Linked DNA regions of Homo sapiens: all the other regions are linked to region 1. The links are chromatin loops, found by intact Hi-C in ENCODE. Cell type or tissue: CD14-positive monocyte. All regions are shown on one strand. Links, peaks and the distances in the headings refer to the core of each region. The heading gives the core; the rest is flanking DNA.

Region 1 (6,577 bases), core at 1,088-6,087:
CCTGAAAGTCGGCTCTGCGCTCCTCCATGTGGGGGCTGGAGTAGCTACCTGGCCCTTGTCCTGGCCCTGGGGCTAGAGTCAGGGAGGCAGGGAGCAAAGTAAAGTTTGAGAAAAAAAAATCAGCTTTGGCCCCAGTGCCACCCTCTTTTCTCTCAGTCTCTGCTTGCAGTGTTGCAACTGTGTTTGGGGGTGTATGCTAACTTTGGGAAGACGTTGGCAGAGTGCTTTGAATGGCTATGTCATTTTTCATACAGCTGTTTTCTACCCAAGTTTTCTGGTTAAGTAGCATTTTTGCTTTGGTTTGCTTCCCCATTTTGACATCAATCTGTGTCCAGTGTTCTTCAGTGGTTCTCAGAGACTTGGCATCTGGCTACACTGATGTGATTCAGGTGCAAACACAGACGGTTGGAGAGAAAGTGCCTCTACTGGAAAATGCCTCTAGAAAGCACTTCTGAGAAGCTTGCTCTTTGCCACAGATACTGCTTTGCTCCATTCTAGCTTGGTTTGGCATACCCATAAATGTCTCCATACGGTTTATTAGGTTTTTGGTAGTAAGCTTATTCTAAAATAATTGGCTAAATGAAATGAAAACAGTCACAACTTGTTCCATAAAGAGATGATCTAATTTCAGCAAATCAGTGCCACTCGTTCTGGATTTTATCTTATAGTTTGTAAACATGGAGCAGGTAAGAAGTATGAGGCAGGTTGACAGCATTGTCTAGGTTGTGCACTGAACATCCTGGGGTACACCATTTAAATAGGCTTCTTTGAGTACTGACAAAATGACTCACCTTGCTGATGGCAGCGGCAGGCCATCCGGAGGGGCCGCTGCTATCATGTGGGCTGCAGTGGGGAGGCGCAAGAGGCGGCAGCAGGAGCAGCTGTGAGAGCAGCAGTGGTGGCGGTGGGTCCCCTGTACCCCGCGTCCCCGAGGCAGCCGACTGCACCACCCCCACCCTCGCACGGCCGGGCAGCACCTGCTCTCGCGCCCGGCCTCCACCGCGGCCTCAACCTCACTTCCCACTGCATGCTGGGGGAGGTGAATACCTGGCCGACAGCGCAGCTGGTACACGCAGGGCCGGCCCTAGGAGCGTCAGGTTCATTTGTGCCGGGTTGGCCCGAGTGCTGCGCCACCTGCACCTCACCCACTGCCCTGGGAGCTGAGCCAGTCTCCCACCGGTGGGGGAGCAGCGCGGTCAGGCACAGAGGGGCGGGCAGAGAGAGGCCCCAAGGTGGAGCTGGGTCTGGGGCAGTGCCACATTCCACAGAGCTGGCAGGAGCAGGCAGGATCCCTACCCTCCCAGGCGTGGCTGCAGCTGTCCAAGTTGCTGCTGGGGACCCAGGCACAACTGTACTCTCCCGGGCCCGGGAAAGCTTTCCCTTCCCCCTACAGGCTCGGAGGTGTCTGCTCCCACTGCCTGGCTTCTCCCCTCTGTTAGCGCCTGCTCTGATCACAGAGAAAAGTTGAAGACAAGCCCAGGTGCTGTCACAACCTGGCTAGGTGTGCTCACGCTCAGGGCAATGCTAACAAGCCAGCCCCCTGCCACCTAGGCCCCCTCTGGACTTTGGATGCCAACAAGCTTGGGAGGGAGACTGAGGGGGCACTGAGGGCAGCTTGGCACTGGTCTGCAGGCGCCCCTTGGCACAAACAGCCTGGGCGCCATGAACAGTGGCAAGAAGCAGACAGACTACTGTGGGGAGGGGGACAGGTCCCCCGTGAAGCCAGGGAGGTCCTGAAGCCTGGGGGCCAGGCTTCTAGTCCTGCGGACAAGAGTGGGAACTTGTGGTGCCTTTTTCCAGGCCTTCCCATGGCCATGGACCAATCAGCGTACACTTCCTCCCCTCTGAGGCCCGTGAAAGCCCGGACTCAGCCAGACTAGAGGAGACAATGGGAAGACTTAGCTGCAGAGAGAAGCTGCCCACGCCAGAGTCTCCTCTCTGCTGAGAGCTGGGGAGACAATGGGACGACCCTCTCTGCTGAGAGCTAAAGAAATGATAGGACGACCAGCTGTAGAGAAGAGCTACCCTGTGCTGAGAGCTGAACACTCGTCGGGACACTGGCTACGGAGAGGAGCTGCCCATTGCGGGTCTCCTCTGAGCTCTCCTATTGCTCAAAAAAGCTCCTCTTCATCTTCCTTACCCTCCACTTGTCTGTGTACCTAATTCTTCCTGGAGGCAGGATAAGAACTCAGGACCCACTGAATGGCAGGGCTGAAGGAGCAGTAGCACAAACAGGGCTGAAACACGACCTTTGCCCACCATGTTGCGGGCAACAAGAAGGAGAGAAGGAGAAAAGAGCTGCAGCCCTTTGGGGACCCCAGACCTAGGAGATCCCTGAGCCAGGGCTGTGATACCCGCTTTAGGACTCTGTGGTTCTGGGCATCTCCAAGGTTCTGGGTGCCACACTATGTTCCCCAGTGTCAGCCGTGGAAGCTGCTTATGGTACGTCTCGTCAAGCCACAGCCTCGCAGGGAGCTAGCGCCCATGCTGGTGCCTAGAGGTGCCTGTCCTGCTGCAGCTGGTATGCCTGGCTGTGCACAGTGGCCGGATCCCACGCTCTCTCACACACCCCTCACTTCTCCACACCTGGCTCGCCCTTGGCAGGCATGGGATCCAAGCTGGTAGAGGGAGCCAAGCGCAGCCTGACAGGCCAAGTGGGCAAAATGAGCTCAGTGGGCCACAGCAAAACTCGGGCAGAGGCGCCGCTGGCCACAGAGGTTTCTGGCTGGTGAAGCAACACTGCAAGGGTCCTGTAACATTGCTATTCAAGAAATTTAATCTTACAGGAATGGTTTTACAAAATTAGATTCAAAGATGGGGAAAAATATCCTATGAAAATCAGAGAATCTGGTCACCATTAAACTATAGTTCTGGGAAATTATTTTTTTGCATTAGAGCTGAATGTTTCATTTGACTCTCAACTTTATACGCCAAATTGCATATTTCACATAAATAACAGAGTTACCTCTTCTCCAACCTCCATTCTCAGTCTCTAGGAATAACCACTTTCAACTCTTGAGAGTTATTCTTTAGGTATTTCCTCTATATTTCAAAATCCCATATTTAAACTGCTTTTACTTGATTTTCCTGTTTTAGATATTATCTTTGGACTTCCTGTATACCATGGAAGATGAGAATTGAGCTTTCTTAAATATCTGCCCTCTTCAGTTCCACCCTAACTTTCTACAGAACTATATAATTTCAAGGTAGATCACACTTCAGTGTTTGTATTGTTCTGAATGTGATTTTTAGTCACAGCTGAGTCATGTGGTATAGTATTATTATATTTCCTTTCTTGTTGACCTTCTTGTTTTCCCTGTTAATAATTGTTTGTTCTTTTGTTAGCTTGGTTATCTATACACACTCACTAATTCATTCCTAACTCTCCATGTTCATGTTCCAACGCAGTCTGATTATTCTCAAGGCCTGCTACCTATTCCAGGTTGGAAATCATTTTTGCTCCACATTTTGAAGTAATTGCCCCATTGTTTTCTAGCTTCCACTGCTGGAGTTGAATAATCCAATGGCATTCTGATTCTGGATCTTTTGTCTGTGACACTTCTCCTTTTTCATTTCATGAGTCCCTTTGAGGACCCATGTGACTAGGGGCGGATTTCTTCCTATTCTCTGCATTGGTTTTGTTCCCTGCAAGTTCCTTTTTTTTTTTTTTTTTTTTTTTTTTTTTTGCTGTTTTTAAATTTTGGTTTCCTACTCCTCTGTTAGAGACTTTCCTCACCTGTCTAGTGATCTCTGGCTTTCCATTCACATTTAAACAAGCTATGAGAAGCTTTCTATATGGAGGAAGGGTTTTGTCAACTGCTAGACTCCATCCTGGGGCTGGAGTTGGTAAACTGAGGCCCATAGGCCAAACCAGTGGGTCAAAAATGACCCACTGCTCATTTTTATATGGCTCTAAGTGTGGTTTTTATATTGTTAAATGTTGAAGAAAATAATGAGAATAATATTTTCTGACACATGAAACTTCTTTATATTTTTATTCCAGTTAATTTTCTATAAAGAACAGGGTGAATGAATCCTAGTAGCTGGAATTCCGGTGGGAAGAGAACTATCTGGCATTCCTCACCCCCAAGAACCTGTATTCCTCATTAAAATGTTTCTGACCTTTTCATAGTTCTGATCCCAACTAGTAGACAGCTTTGCTATTGATAGAACCCGGAAAATTCAGTCATCATCCCCCTCAAGCCTGCTTCCATCTGACTGCTTGACAGACAATGGTGGTGATAGAGCTGCTCTGGAAAAAGTAACACTATGCCCACACTGTAATTGTGCTGTATCAAGCTTGCAAGTCCCAGATGGGAGTCGTGGGATGTTCTGCTTAACAGTTTAGTATGTGACTAATAGAGGATGTGCTCTTTGGGGCTGGATATTTCAGCAGAACCAGACAAATATCCTGTATGAGGAGTTTAGGGCCATAATTGTAAGAGTTTCCAGGGAAGTGGCTAAGGTAGGAGGGCTTTGGACATTGAATTACAAGTTTCTTACAACCTACACAGAATCTTTTTAAAAGACTTTTTTCTTTTTCTTGATAGGGCAGTCTGGACCCCTGGCTGATGTAGTGAACTTAGTTCCGCCTTCCTGACTAGTGTCAGGAATCATCTCTCAGAGATGTGGTCTTGCTACACAGAGACTGTCAGAGGTTATCTTTCTCTCACTACAACCAGTCATTTCCAAAGATAAGGGCACACTCAGGAGCATTTTCCTTGGGCTCTGAGAAGAGGCCTTGAACCCTGGCTCTGCAGGGCTGCTGTGATAGCACCAGAGGGGCAGGATGGGAGGCAGAACGACACAGATTCACAGGAACAAGTGTGTGCTCAGCAACTGAGGTACTTGTATTTTCAATAGGAACATAATCTTTTAAAAATGTTGATCAGTTCACATCACTATATTATGCAAAATATTCTCGTGGTTTCTCATCACATTTGTCACTAACTCCAAGTTCCTGGCCGTGGTGGCCTAGAAGGCCCTGCATGCTCTGGCCTCTTCCATCTCTCTGATCTCCTTTCCTGCTGTTTTATCCTTTGCTCATTCTGCGCCACCCACATCCGCCTCCTGTCTGCTCCTTGAACGTGCCAAGCTAGTTCCTTTCTCAGAGTCTGCATTGGCTCCTCCCTCTGCCCAGTGTGGTTTCCTCACATCTTTAGATGACTTACTCTCTTACTTCATTCAGGTGTCTGCTGAAATGTCAGCTCCTCACAGATCTTTCCTAACCATCCTCTCTAAAATAGTCCCCTCCCATCATCTGTCACCACTGGCAATCCCTCTATCAGCAAACTGGGATTTTGTCTGTCTCATCTCAGACCCATGCCCCACCTTCCTCCACTTTCTCTCTACTGCGGAGGCTGATCTCTGCAAATCACATCTCCTAGCCTCCTTTGCCAGTTGGCTTCAAGTTAACTTTGGTCATTACTCTTTTGGGGGAGAGGAGAAAGAAGGAAGTGGAAACGCCCAGGAGATTTCTCACCTTTTCTCTCCTTTGGGTGGCATCTCCAGATATGGCTGCATCTCCCCCATGATTCTAGCATCTGCGAAGTGGCCTTGGCCTCTGGGCTTCAATAATACCATTTCTTTCCTTTATTCTCCAGCCCAATAGGCAATTGCAAATTCCCAGTTTGCCTTATTGTCATGTTTGCTCTTTAAGCATTTCTGACACTGTTCTAATTTCCCATATTAAATCCTGGAATACTCTTTATTGGACTGTTTTCCTGGCTGGATCCTGATTGGTCTATCCTGCTGTATGTTTTTCATAGCACTTGTCACTACCTGTTATTATATTATTATCGGTTTATGTGTTTATTTTCTGTCTCCTGCATTAGAATGTAATTTCCATGAGGCCTACATGCTTGGGAACTCTGGGCAGACATTGGAACCTGAAATTAGAGGGCTGTGCATTTCTACTTCCTGACCATTTCTCAGAGAGCTGGAAAGAAGGCCCTCCTGTGTTTCTGTCGAGAAGGCAACAAGCACAGTTAGAAAGGAGGAGCTGGGCCAAGTGCTATGTGGGAAGCTCTAGCTGCTCTAAGACGTTCTCTGGTGTATTTCCAGCTTCAGGGAGACATGTCCAAATTCCAGCTCCAGGAATTGGGAGTAATGGGAACTGGCCCTATAGGGAGAAAAAGGCACCATGGGAGACTTTGGAGCACATTAGGGGAGGAACCTACAGGTTGGTTGGGGCTGGGGAGGGAGGACTTTCTACTCAGCTGAGGAGATAGGGACTGAGGTATGAACACAATAACTAATGTTGCATGTGGGACACACTGCTGTGCCCTGCCCTAAGTGTTTCACATTATTAACTTCAATGCATAAAACTACATTAAACTACATATTTGAAAATACCAAAACTAACCACATGCTTTATTTGATTTTAAAAAGTTGACAGTTTAATTTGTTCTTGAATTACTGGTTTATTTTTAACAGAACAAATCAGTGATATAAATAAATAAACAAGTAAATATCAATCCCAGACAGACACCAGGAGATAAGATGAATAGGTGTGGATGCTTTGCTAAAGATAAAAATGACCGATGAGAATGAAGGATGACTTCTTATCTCTCAGGGA
Region 2 (6,577 bases), core at 824-5,823, 84 kb before region 1:
ATGTCCTTTTTTGGAGCTTTTGCTTCTTTCTCCCCACACTTTGCCCACATGCTTTAGCTATAATTTCCTGTCAAACTTACTGATGTACTAATAAATAATGAAAAGGCTGATGCTGTTAGCCATTTCAGAATTACAAAAGCTTCTTTTTCTCAATACTATTGCCAATATTTATTTCTTAGGATTGTATATTACATTCAGAAAAACAAATATCCAAAAATGTAGATCTACTTGATAATGTAAACTGTCTTATTTTTATCAATACTGTTGTATTCCTGGTTTTGACTGTTTCCATCTCACTGCTGATGGAATTCCTAGTAAAACAAAAGAAAAAGCCTTATGTTCTTAATATAATAGTAGAGGGAGCATTTCATAATTCTTTAGAAAGGCCTACAGACCTAAAAGTGAGGATGCTTTCTAATGAGGAATCTGCATCACCTGGCCCAAGATCTGGTGAACTAAAGAGTTTGGGATCTAGATAGAAGTGAAAAATATGAACTCCAGAAAAGAAAGACTCTTAAATTCTCATGATAGAACATCAGATTTTCAACTACTGCAAGACAAATTTTTACTTATTTCTGGTTTCTGGAAGCTATGTTAAATTAGTTTGTGTTCTAAAATTTGAAAAGAATAGTCTGATTAAATTTCAAGATTACAAAATCCTCCCCAATGATATATTAAAATATGTATTTGATGTAAAATATAAATCTTTAAAATACATATTTGATTTTTTTCCCCTATAGGTAAAACACAAAAACCTAAGATGGAGAAAGGTATAATATATTCAACCTCAATTTCATGCTTCCATCTTCGTCTTTGACTGGAGGCCAGAGATTCTGAACATACTTTTTGGTTATTTCATAAGACTCACAAACCTAGTTGCAGGTGATGAAAAACTTAACACTGTTTGGCATAAGCCACTCAACTGCCTTGGGAGAGTTGGAAATTTTCCCTTTCCCAAAGCAGCAGAGCTAGTCGTTGAGAAGGAAATGAAGCACTGCTGCATATAATGTGTAAATTCTACTTCTTAGGCTTAAAAAGAATGCTTACCAATTGAAAACAGAGGCCACGTGGGGTATGACCAATGACCTTGTTCACATAAAGGTGTTAGAACTAGCAAGATTTTTCTGGCTTTTCCCCCTCTCTATATATTCATGGAGGTATGTGTGGTCAGTGATTTGGGCATCTTCAGAATTCAGGTTTCTGAGTTTCCATAGACAACCTAGTAGAGAAAATTTTGGTTCTTGATCCAGGTGTTGTTGACTTTTAGTCTAAGATATTTATGTCTCAAATAAGTAGAGCGTTTTAAAGATTTCTTCAAGGTTTTGAGAACAGGAAAGACAGAGTGCTTTTTAGCATTGAAAGATATCTTTAATTTTCTCATTTCCTGTGTCTGGTGTATTCACCTTCAATATTTCTTTCCTATCAACAAATTTCTAAACAGCTCTCCAATAGCATTCCATTTGAAATGAAATTGATTTTGTCTTGATGTAGCTAACATTAGGAGCTAAGTGCATATTTCCTGTTTAATCATTTCAACTTCATTTCCTAAAAAATGAACATACTGAGTATTTAACCTCTTTGGTGGTAGGAAAAAAAAAGTGCAGTCTTGTTGGCCCAGAGCCTAAAAACACCCAATAAGAGCTTTAAAGGCAGCAGTGTAGGAAGCAGTTAAGTATGTAATTAGAAACAAATCTAGAATCCTAAGATTTTCATTGGATAAAAACTCAGAATTTCTGGGAGTCAATCTTAAAAGGCACCTAATCCAATCACACATCTGGAGTTTAAGTCCCATCACACCCTTGCCAAGCAGTCACCCTAACATATAATGTCTTATCATGGCAGGGACGGGGAACTTAGCATACCCCAAAACAGCTCTTCCAATCATAAGGAAGGTTTTCATTATGTGGACTCAGCATCTATGTCATGGTAATTTTTACTCATTGGCTCTGGAGAAATCAATGGGGGGCACACAAAACAACATCAACATTCTATTCCACAGCTCAGTAAAATTTTAGACAGTCTGACACCTCCAATTCTATCAACAGTACCTGCATTTCAGCTCTGTACTGCACAGACTCTGATTTGTTTATGAGAGTTTGCTACTATGACACCTGATCTCAAGCCCTTGTTCAAGTTGTAGCCCGAGCAGGGCAGAGTAAATCATGACTTTCATCAGTCTTATTCACAGCAGTGAGATTCTATTAAAGTCTCAACAACAACAAAACAACCTGATTCAAAAAGTGCCAAGACATTTATCCAAAAAAGATGTACAAATGGCTAAAAAGCCATGAAAAAATGCTCAAAATCACTGGGGAAATGCAAATCAAAACTATAATGAGAAACCATCTCATACCCATTAGTATGGCTACTATCAGAAAACCCCCCAGAAAAATACCAAGTGTTGAAGATGTGGAATAATTGGAACCCTTTTGCACTGCTGATGGGAATGCAAAATGGAATAGTCACTGTGGAAACAATACAGTAGTTCCTCAAAAAATCAAATAGAATTACCATATGATTCAGCATTTCTATTTTGGGGTATATACTCAAAAGAATTAAAGCAGGATTTCAAAGATATTTGTACATCTATATTCATAATAGCTAAAATATGGAACCAGCCCAGGTGCTCGATAAACGAGTGGATAAGCAAAATGTGTATTTATATCTGAAATATCATTCAGCTTTAAAAAGGAAAAAAACTCAATATTTGCTATAACATGGATGAATCTTGAGGACGTTATGCTTAGTGAAATAAGCCAGTCACAAAAAATATACTTTATGGTTTCATTTCTATGAGATACTTAGAGTAGTCAAAATCAGAGGTACAGAAAGTAAAATGATGGTTATCAGAGGCTAGGGGGAGTAGAAATGGGGGTTCTTTAATGGATATAGAGTTTAACTTTTTCAAAATGAAGAGAACTCCAGAGATGGAGGATGGTAATGTAACACAATGTGAATGTACTTAGTGCTACTGAAGTGTATGCTTAAAAGTGGTTAAGATGGTAAATTTTGTTATGTGCATTTTACCACAATAAAAAATTGAGCAAAATAGTCTTGTGTCATAGACTACTAACTCTGTCCCACAACTGAAATCTATTGAATGTATTATCAATCTTTTTTATCCTATCTAGTAGATACTATAGCCATCAGCCCTCTTCTACACACATCACTAATAAGAAGCAACATTTCTTGTTATCTGGGCCACGGACTATTCAACTGCTTTGATGTATATGAACTCTCTTAAGCTACTGTGGAGTAGATATTACTATTGTTTCTGTTTACCAGTGTGACAATGGAGGCACTTAATGAGAGATAAAGTTACCTTGCTGAAGTTTATACAGGTCATTAGTGGAAGAACTAGAGAATGAACTAAAGCTGTCTAGTTCTATGTACCAGACATGTTATGCTTAGTTGGTTTTTCTGGATCCAGATGAAAGACTGGTCACATATTTCTATTAGAAACCAATTTATATTTGTTCATCACTCTGATCCAAATCTTTACGGATCCTCAGCTGGCATTCACTCTCACTCTAGGTTTCATGCTATTAGCAATTATGATCTTGTTTTCTAAATCTCATCCAAGACATTGATAAATGTGTAAAACTGACAGGGCCAAACTAAAAAACACCCTCTGGTGCATTATGAGAAGCCTCCCTCCAGGCTGACATCTTTGCATTAGTCAACTACTTTGGGTAGTAGTTGGGTAGTATGAAACCATGTGTGTGGCTTTATAATTATACTATTTTTCTAGCTGAAGGTTTCTCAACTTTAATGTCACAACACACTGGTGTTTTGCAATGGACTGTGAGGTATTTCATAACTAGTTTCTTTAAAAAATAGAACAGACTAAAGATTACCACCAAGTTAAAGCCATTCTCATTAACTTCCATTTTATCAAACTTTTTTGCATGTGGTATACAGGGTTAGGTGTTATAGCTGGCATGGGAATAATAGTGGGTATGTCCCTGGGAGAGTGAAATTAAAAAAATCAACTATCAAAAGTGTAGTGGTAGAAAAAAATGATAAATGCTGCCCTGGCTCACATTTTTTTTTTCATCTTGGTTATAAGAATTTAATAAGAAACTTTGTCAAATTCAATTTTAGTATTTCCTCTATTTTCATGGCCATGACCTCGTATCAGGTTCCTAACTTCTCTTTCATAGAGTATCAGAATGGATTTTTCACCTACTTTTTATTGTGAAAAACTTCAAACATATAGAAAAACTGAAATATAACAAACATCTATATGCCCACCTAGATTCCACATTTTACCAAAGTTCTTTTATCTGTATGTATATGTATGTACATATTTTGTTCCCTGGACCATTCGAAAATAGGTTGCAAGTATGACAATTTTTCTGGGGCCAGTAATTTGCCTTTGATCCATTCCCTGCTCTTCACCCTACACTGTGAAGGTACCTCTGGGAGCCATTTACTGCAAACTGCATTTCCCAGACTCCCTTGCAACTGGGTTTTGTAGGTTTTGGCCAATGTAAAGCATGGGCTGGAGATTGGATGAGAAGACAGGGTGTTTCTACCACTCTCTGTGTTTTGGGAAATGACTTCGTTTACTTCTGTCAGCCCCTTTTTCCACAATCCAGGCTTCCACTGGGGAGTCCTGGCTAGTTCCCACTGGACAGCCTTGGCTCCTGGACTCTGGTAATACAACCTCCTTCCATTGTCTCTTCAATCCCAGGGTGGTAGTGGTTTCCTGCTTTAGCTAATCTCTGGGTTGCCTTTTTGTCCCATTAGCCCTTTCACTTCTGACACTTTTTAGGCCAGTTCCCTGTATTGAATCCCATCTTTTGAACACCCTTTTGTGTGTGTGTGTGAGTTCTGTTTTCCTGATTCTGATTAACACGGCCTTTAAATTCTTCCCATTTCTCCTAAAAATAAGAACATTCTTTTATTAACCTCGATACCATTATCACTTAAGAAAATTAAGAATACCTCCCTAATAACATATAACACTCCAGCCCATATTAACATTTCTCAACTTGCTCCCCAAATGCAGTTTATAGTGACTGTTTCAAACTAAATCCAAAGTTTATTCATTGCATTTGATTGTTAAGTCTTTTCAGTCTCTTAATCTAGAACAATTTCACTAATTCCTTCACCTGCCCCCTGACCCATGCCCCACCATGATATTGACTTCTTAAAGAGACTAGGTCAGTGGTCTTCTAGAACATCCCTGAATTTTTCTGACTTTTCTTCTTGGTGCTATGGGACTTGTTCCTAACTCTAGTTTCTATAACCCAGAAGTTAGGTTATACAGGCTTGATTAAAGTCAAGATAAATATTTTTGGCAAGAATACTTAATAGATGCTGCTGTTGATTTCATATTGCATCACACTAGGAAATATACCACATCAGGATGTCCAGCTTCCAGTGATAATACATTTGATCATTTAGATAAGGCCATGGCTACTAGATCTCCCTGAATATAAATACATTTTTTACTTTTGCATTTTGTTTTTGGCATTCTTGTAGCCCTGTATGATAACTAATTGAATGTTAGTATTTGTTACATATAGTTTAGTTATCTTTACAGTTTCTATAGAATACTACCTTGGGGATTGTACATGTTCTATAAATATTTAGGAAATGAATGACCTGCCATGAATTTTATAGCAGCATGATTGCTTGCTCATATATCCTAGTTCCGTTTTCACTCATCTCTTTTTTTGTTCATCTCCTTTACTCTTAGTTTTTACCTCCACTGAAGAATGAATGAAATATAAATGGATTGGCACTAAAATCAACTTGCTTTCTGTCCATTCAAATCAGCCAACTCAACATGTCTGAAAACTCATCAACCTTCCTACCAAACTTGCTCTTCTCCCTGCATTGCTTAACTCAGTGCGTCACTCAGTAGCACCAGCCACCCACTAGACTGGAGGTTCATCTCTGATCCCTGACTGTCAATCACACCACTCATTCAGTTATTTCCCAAGCTATGTCCATTCTGGCTCCCTGTACGTCAAATCACTCAAATCTTATTACCATTACTCAAGGTTAGTTTTTCACTAATTTTCAGGTAGACTACTTCAAAGACTCACTTTCTCGCTTCCAGATGACCTCCCTCAAATCTCTCCTCCCTGGTTCATACTGATGGCCCAGGTTTCTTCATCTCAACCTCCTACTTAAACTCTTGTCAATCAACCTCCATTGTTAGCAGGATTCAAGCCTCGCTCTATCAAGGGCTGCTTGCTCTCCAGTCTTGCATCTTGATGCCGTGCCTTCTGCACCCACTACACGAGCCCCCATGTGTTACAGTCACAACGGACTGTACTCTCACGTTTACACACTTGTGCCCCTGCTGCTGCTCCTTGCTGTGGCACTCCACGTTGTATTCCCCTGGTTATCCTTTACTCATGCCTCAAGTCTTAGCTGAACAGGCATCTCTATGTGAATCCTTCCCTGATTCTCTCAGTGTATCCTTGCATCCAAGCACCTAGCACAGTGCTGACACAAGTAGGTGACCAATACATGTCTACCCACCCCACTGAAGGGGGTATCCAGCCATACTTCTCTCTGCAACCCTGAAAAGGCTTTCCCTGGTTCTTCCTTCCATCTG
Region 3 (6,577 bases), core at 975-5,974, 54 kb after region 1:
TGAAATGCTGATGTTTGCAAATGTATGTTTGAAAAAAATGATTTAATTTGGCAACATAAAAACTTGGCCATCTTAAAATGTCTTTGAAATTCACTGGTCTGTAAAATCCAAAAGTCTAGGAATGACTGCCTCATGAGATGATGATTAACTTCTTCTTGTGGCATCTAAGCCTCTTCGCAGTCTGGTCCATGCCTATTTTCCAGCATCATTCTTCACCATTTTAAACCCAAGAATTCTGGGATGGAGACACACTTAAAGAGTTGTATTACATACTTCCACACCTTGTCCTTCTAAAAATCTCCTAATTAGCTTTCAAACTCGGGAAAAAAAGTCACCTCTTCTGTGAAGCCTTCCCTGATAACCCCATCTAGACTTTCTGTGAAGAGATTGGTTACCCTGTTTTCAGCTTTCACTGCTTCTAGGTATGGCACTAGCCAATGATATAAAGATGTGTTTGCTTGACTGCCTCACATAGGGTGAAATTCTTTTTTTTTTTTTTTCCTGGTTTATTTCTTTATCCCCTGCATCTATGCCAATAGTTTATACGTAATAGGTGCACAATAAATATATGATTGGATTTTGGGTGGATAATCAAATAATATCTTGCAAAAGTCCTGCTATTAATTTATTTGGTAATTTATAAAGAAATACTGTAAGTGCCTATTATTAAACAGGTTCATTAGGCATCATGATGGTTGCATTGTGTAAAATATAGCCTTTGTTTATAAACTGCTTATAATCTAATTGAGGAAGGCAATCCACAGAGCAAATGTTATCTAACCAATACACAAAATGATCAAAGACTAGGGCAGTATGTATTATGTGCAATCAATGGAGATGATGTAAAGGAAGTACTGGGGTGAATGTTTTCTACTTTTTCTCCTTGAATCCTCCAGAGGCTTCGAGGAGGATGTACAAATATTCTGAACGCTCTTTGCCACATAGCCAAAGCCACACAAAATTGGGACTCCCATTCTCTTTCCCAAAGCTGTTTCCTGCATTCACTGTGCAACCTCTTGACTTGTTTGCCTATTTATAGTCTTGCTTCATCCCTCATGCTTGACACTCAGAACTGCTTTTCTGTCTCTGATGCTTCAGTTTTCCCCTGCCACCATCTGTAATTGATACTTGCTGGTTGGTTTTGTAGCCTCCCGTAAAGACCTAGAGTAAATAACCCACTTGGCATTTTCTTTCTTTCTTTCTTTTTGACAAAAAGTTTTTAATAAAGTACTTCTTTATTAGCAAAAAATAACCAACTTTTTTTTACACAAAAGTAGTGTTTTTCATAAGAATTAAAGATTTCTCATAAGCATAAAAGAATAAAAGGTGCTCATTTGTATACATGTGGAGCATCTTTAAGATGTTCAAAGTAAATTAAAATGTGAGTCTTTCTGAAGTGAGCTTTGTTGCTTACATGAATGCTTGATCACTGACATGTTCACCTGAGGGCAAAGGATCTACAATTTACAGCAATCATGCAGAAATGGGTTTTCTTTCATATGGATTCTACTTGGTTCTGCTCTTATACTTTGTTTTTTATTAAAAAAATTAAAATGTTAAGTGGAAACAAACAAAAACTAGGAAGGCCCTGAGAAGACTGCACCATGAAAATAGCATCATGAAGAGGCTGCCTGAATTCTACACCATAGATTGAATGAGAACCGCTTGCTGCCTCTGGGTCTTCACTGGCTTATGGGTAAATTTAGGGGAGGAAGAGATAATTACTAAGATGTCTTCTCAATTCTCAAATGATTTGCAGAGATGTTATATTAATTTTTTTCATTTTGCCTACATATATGCTTGATTTCAAAACTTCAAACTCTACAGAAGTAAATAAAATCTTAAAGTGTTTTTATTTATGTACACCTACCCCTCACATAAATGCATACACTTACACACACTCCACCCACATTCATATTCAGAAATGTAAAACACTGATCCTCCTTTACTTGAACTCACTCGTGGAGTATCTCTCAGACTGTGTTCTCTAAGTCCATGGAAAAACACAAAAATAACTTTCATTCTTCCTACTTTAGTCTATGATAAGCAACATACAAATATTACTTGCAGAATTAAACTTCATAGAATCTCAGTAATTATTTGCAAGTAAATAACTAGTTTTTTTGAGGTGGAGTTTTTCACTCTTGTTGCCCAAGCTGGAGTGCAATGTCGTGATCTTAGCTCACTGCAACCTCTGCCTCCTAGGTTTAAGCAATTCTCCTGCCTCAGCCTCCAGAGTAGCTGGGATTACAGGCGCATGCCACCATGCTCAGCTAATTTTTTTTTCTATATTTTTAGCAGAAATGGGCTTTCACCATGTTAGCCAGGTGGGTCTCGAACTCCTGACCTCAGGTGATCTGCCTGCCTCAGTCTCCCAAAGTGCTGGGATTACAGGCGTGAGCCACCGTGCCGGGCCAATAACTAGTTTTAATTCTATTTGCAATAAAGTAAAAATAATTTAAAGGTCATTTTCATCTTTATTCAAGTCTTTAGGTTTACTTTGTTTTTTAAATCAACTTCCAAGCAACATTTAAATATTATTTTCTTTAACTTAAACCAATTTTTACCCTGCTTTCATTTGCTTAGATGCGACATAAGCCCCAGTTTTCTACTGTTTTGTTTTTGTTTTTGGATGAAATCTTAGTTGTTTAATGAACTTCAATATTTATATTTAGTTAAAACTCTGCTATCATTTATAACCAGATGAGACAGCCATGGAAAGATAAATTGATAATTTATGCCTCTTGCATTAGGGAAACAGTTCTTGTATTTACAATATGCTGAGCACAGCAATTCCCTGCCTAGCCTCCTAATATTTGTGTACATTTTTATGGAGGAGTGTGACTTTCAAATTAAAAATGATTTGTTGCAAGAATATTGACTAGGAAATGCATCCTGAGAGAAGACAGCAGAGAAGAAGTAATGAGATTTTTTTGCTACCCCTAGCCCTGGGCTATTCAATAATTTTTCTTCTTTAAAGCTAAGAGGAAGAAAGAGAGCCTCAAACTGAGTGGCAGATGTTAAGTCAGGAAATGGGAAACTCCGCCTTCGCAAGAGCTTGAGTCGTCTCCGTGACCTCTGTGGCCTCGTTGAAAGGCTTTCTCTGAATTGAATGACAACACGGAGGCTGAGGGTAAGATTGCAAATCAGAGAACGTGGGTATGAATGGGAAGCTTTGACCCCTGCCCCTTGGGTGGTAGTTCAGACCTGGGTTAGGGTGAGGTGTGGAATTGCACTTCCAGATTGCAGCCCTGCCAGGAAGGTTTTTGCAATGCTGGGTGGTCTGGTAGGGTTTGAGGTCCCCCCACCAAGAGAAGAACCTAAGAAACTTTGCCTGCTCTTACCCTGGTTTCTGCTTGGCATCTCTACTTCTATGTTTCAGTTCTTCTTTCAGTACATCCAAATTGGCATCCGGGACTTGAGCACCATATGGCCCAGATGTTTTCTAGAATCACTGTGGGCATGCAAACAGAGACCACTGCCAGGGAGCCACTCCTACCTCATACTTCAGAGCATTTACACAATGATGTGGCTCAGAACAGATATAAGGCCCCTGCAGAAAGAGGACACCAACTGGTATGAACATGAGAGGGACAAAGAAAACAGTTCTGAACACGGTCTTTTAAGGTGGGGCTTTTTATGCCATTTTTTGTTTAAGTATTGCAAAAATTAACAAAACAGAACTGTAATGATTTAAACTTTTTAGCGGGAAATTCAAGAAATGTTTTGTTTTTATGTATTTTTTTTAAAGATGAGAGTTACCAAATCTAAACAACTTTTAAAATCTTCTTTAATAAAGTTGGTCCATTTTTCTCAAAACCTGCATCTTTGACAATTTATCATACATTGAGCTCTTCTCTCTCTCTTTACTGCATTTATCCAATTCATTTGATCTCTTCTTCCCTTATCGTTGCTTGTTAGCCAGGTAACCCTGGGAATATGTGCCTTTTAGCAACTTTCTGTGCACTTCCTTGTGTGTAACCTGCTGCCAAGCAGACAAAAATTATATTTATCACATTGGGGCAGGTTTTCACTACTGATAAGTATCAGCTGTCTAGAGAGCAGGTATGGAGAAGTTATAGGAGCAGCCTACGGAGACCAAAAACACACGGAGAAACAAGGGCTGCTAAACGGACATTTCCCTCAGAGGGACCAGCATGTGTTCCCAGCCAAGATGAAGAAGACACAGAGGGTGGGGGGAACTCTAAGAAAGAAAGGGGTTTTCAAGGGAGGGTGAGGGAGAAAAGGAGACAAAGTTAGCAGAGAAGGGAAATACTTTAGGTCTCAGAATGTGGCATCATAATTTTATCTGAAGTGATTGGGCTTAGAACAATAACACTGGCAAAGCCATCAGCTACTAGGAGGTTTCTTGAGGGATAACAAATCCTTTTGCTTTGATCAGGTTCTGTTGATTTTGGAAAGGGGGTGAAGTACGTTCTCACCCGGCGGGATGGGGTTTACTCCAGGGAGGCCCTTGATCACTTACTGGTATGCGTTTATCAGAATCATTGTCATCATTGTCATCATTTTCACCTTGTTTATTTGTCCATCACTAGGGATATAATACCCAGCATCATTCCTTTGTGTGTGTATTTATGTGTGTATGCAGAAGAAGCATTGATAGACTGGAAAAAAGAGATGAGAGGGCTCAGGAGGTTGAAAAAGCAATGAAGTAGGCACAGTTAGTGATGAGACACTGGGATGAAAGTACTTCAGATTTCAAAGGGTACAATTTCTTGTGATGTCCCCTTTTGGGGTGTAGCCAGGGCAATGCGAAAGCAAGAGTGGAGGAAAGACAAAAATTATTGAGAATCAGCTGGTAAAAAAGCTTCAAGATGGCTATTAGTATATCTTCTTTGGAGAAATATTTATCAAGTCCTTTGCTAATTTTTAAATTGGGCCATTTGCATTTTTATTATTGAACTGTAAGAGTTCTTTTTATATATTCTGGATACTAGACCCTTATCTGATTTGCATATTAGTTTATCCTGTTCTGTGGGTTGCCATTTCACTTTCTTAAAAGTATCCTTTCATGTACAAAAGTTTTAAATTTTAAACAAGTTCAATTTACCCATTTTATTTTTTGTTTCTTATGCTTTCAGTGTCATATCTAAGAAGGCTTTACCTCATCCATGGTCATGAAGATGTACTCCCATACTTTCTTTTCTCCTTTGTTTTTTATTGACACATAATAATTGTACATATTTATGGGGTACAGTTTTGATACATTTAAACAATGTGTGAGAACCAAAGCAGAGTATTTAACATGACCATAATCTTATACATTTATCATTTCTTTATGGTGAAAACATTCAACATCCCTTCGTCTAGCGATTTTGGAATATAAAATGCAATATTGTTAACTGTAGCCACACTTATTCTCATACTTTAATAATTTTATGGTTTTAGCCCTTATATTTAGGTATATGATGCATTTTTTAAAGCTAAAATTCAATTCATTTATCTTTTTTTTATAATTTCAACTTCTGTCTTAGATTCAGAGGGTACACGTGCAGGTTTGTTACATGGGTATACTGCATGATGCTGAGGTTTGGAGTACAAATGATCCCATCATCCAGGCAGTGAGTATAACACCCAGTAGGTACTTTTTCAGCCCCTCTACCTCTCTTCCCATTCTAGTAGTCCTCAGTGCCTATTGTTTCTATCTTTATGTCCATGTGTACCCAATGCTTAGCTCCCTTACAAGTGACAATATATGGTGTTTGGTTTTCTGTTCCTGAGTAAATTCACTTGGGATAATGGCCTCCAGCTGCATTCACGTTGCCACAAATAACTTGATTTCATTCTTTTTTATGGCTGTGTAGTATTCCATGGTGGATATATACCACATTTTCTTTATCTAATCCACTGTTGATGGACACCTAGGTTGATTCCATGTCTTTGCTATTGTGAATAGCACTGTCTTTTTGGTAGAACATATGAGTGCATGTATCTTTTTGGATTTATTTTCCTTTGGGTATACACCCAGTAATGGGATTGTTGGGTCAAATGGTAGTTCTGTTTTATGTTCTTTGAGAAATCTCCATGCTGCCTTCCACAGTGTTAAATTAATTTACATTCCTACCAACAGCGTATATGTGTTCTCTTTTTCTCACTGTCTTGCTTGTTATTTTTTGACTTTTTCATTATAGCCATTCTGACAGGTGTGAGATAGTATTTCATTGTGGTTTTGATTTGCATTTCTCTAATGATTAGTGATGTTGAGCATTTTTCATATGTTTGTTGGTCATTTATATGTCTTCTTTGAAGAAGTGTCTGTTCATGTCTTTTGCCTACTTTTTAATGGGGTTATTTGTTTTTTGCTTGTTGAATTAAGTTCCTCATAGATCGTGGATATTAAACCTTTGTCAGATGCATAGTTTGTGAATACTTTCTTCTATTCTGTAGGTTGTCAGTGTACTCTATTCATAGTTTCTTTTGCTGTACAGAAGCTCTTTAATTAGTTCTCAATTGTCAGTTTTTCTTTTTGTTGCAGTTGCTTTTAAGGACTTAGTTATAAATTATTTCCCAAGGCTGATGTTCAGAATGGTATTTCCTAGAGTTTCTTCTAGGGTTT

Evidence for each region. Hi-C counts contacts between places; a loop is a spot of excess contacts. Peaks named below come from ENCODE experiments on the same cell type or tissue, not always from the same donor. Only the 100,000 strongest peaks of a DNase experiment are listed, where the experiment ranks them.
Region 2: a loop joins it to region 1, with 4 times the contacts of the local background. A loop is called at or near these places in 3 of 110 quality-filtered maps.
Region 3: a loop joins it to region 1, with 4 times the contacts of the local background. A loop is called at or near these places in 2 of 110 quality-filtered maps.

What each region holds. Positions count from the first base shown.
Region 1 is chr2:160,647,323-160,653,899 of GRCh38, forward strand. LOC105373718 (a long non-coding RNA gene) reads right to left here and starts at 1,200. Exons shown (of 3, transcript XR_923526.3): 1 at 1,048-1,200; 2 at 792-881. In CD14-positive monocyte, for the core only: no CTCF peak of the experiment used is centred there; DNase peaks (open chromatin) are centred at 3,599, 4,349 and 5,149; H3K4me3 peaks cover 1,434 bases; H3K27ac peaks cover 3,591 bases.
Region 2 is chr2:160,563,178-160,569,754 of GRCh38, forward strand. All of the region lies in intron 2 of LOC105373718 (a long non-coding RNA gene), which reads right to left. Among named protein-coding and RNA genes, the nearest start is that of RBMS1, 73 kb to the left of the region's middle. RefSeq lists an enhancer at 6,474-6,577. In CD14-positive monocyte, for the core only: no CTCF peak of the experiment used is centred there; a DNase peak (open chromatin) is centred at 3,754; H3K4me3 peaks cover 3,166 bases; H3K27ac peaks cover 4,937 bases.
Region 3 is chr2:160,701,027-160,707,603 of GRCh38, forward strand. No RefSeq gene overlaps it. Among named protein-coding and RNA genes, the nearest start is that of RBMS1, 210 kb to the left of the region's middle. In CD14-positive monocyte, for the core only: no CTCF peak of the experiment used is centred there; a DNase peak (open chromatin) is centred at 3,065; H3K4me3 peaks cover 1,064 bases; H3K27ac peaks cover 1,030 bases.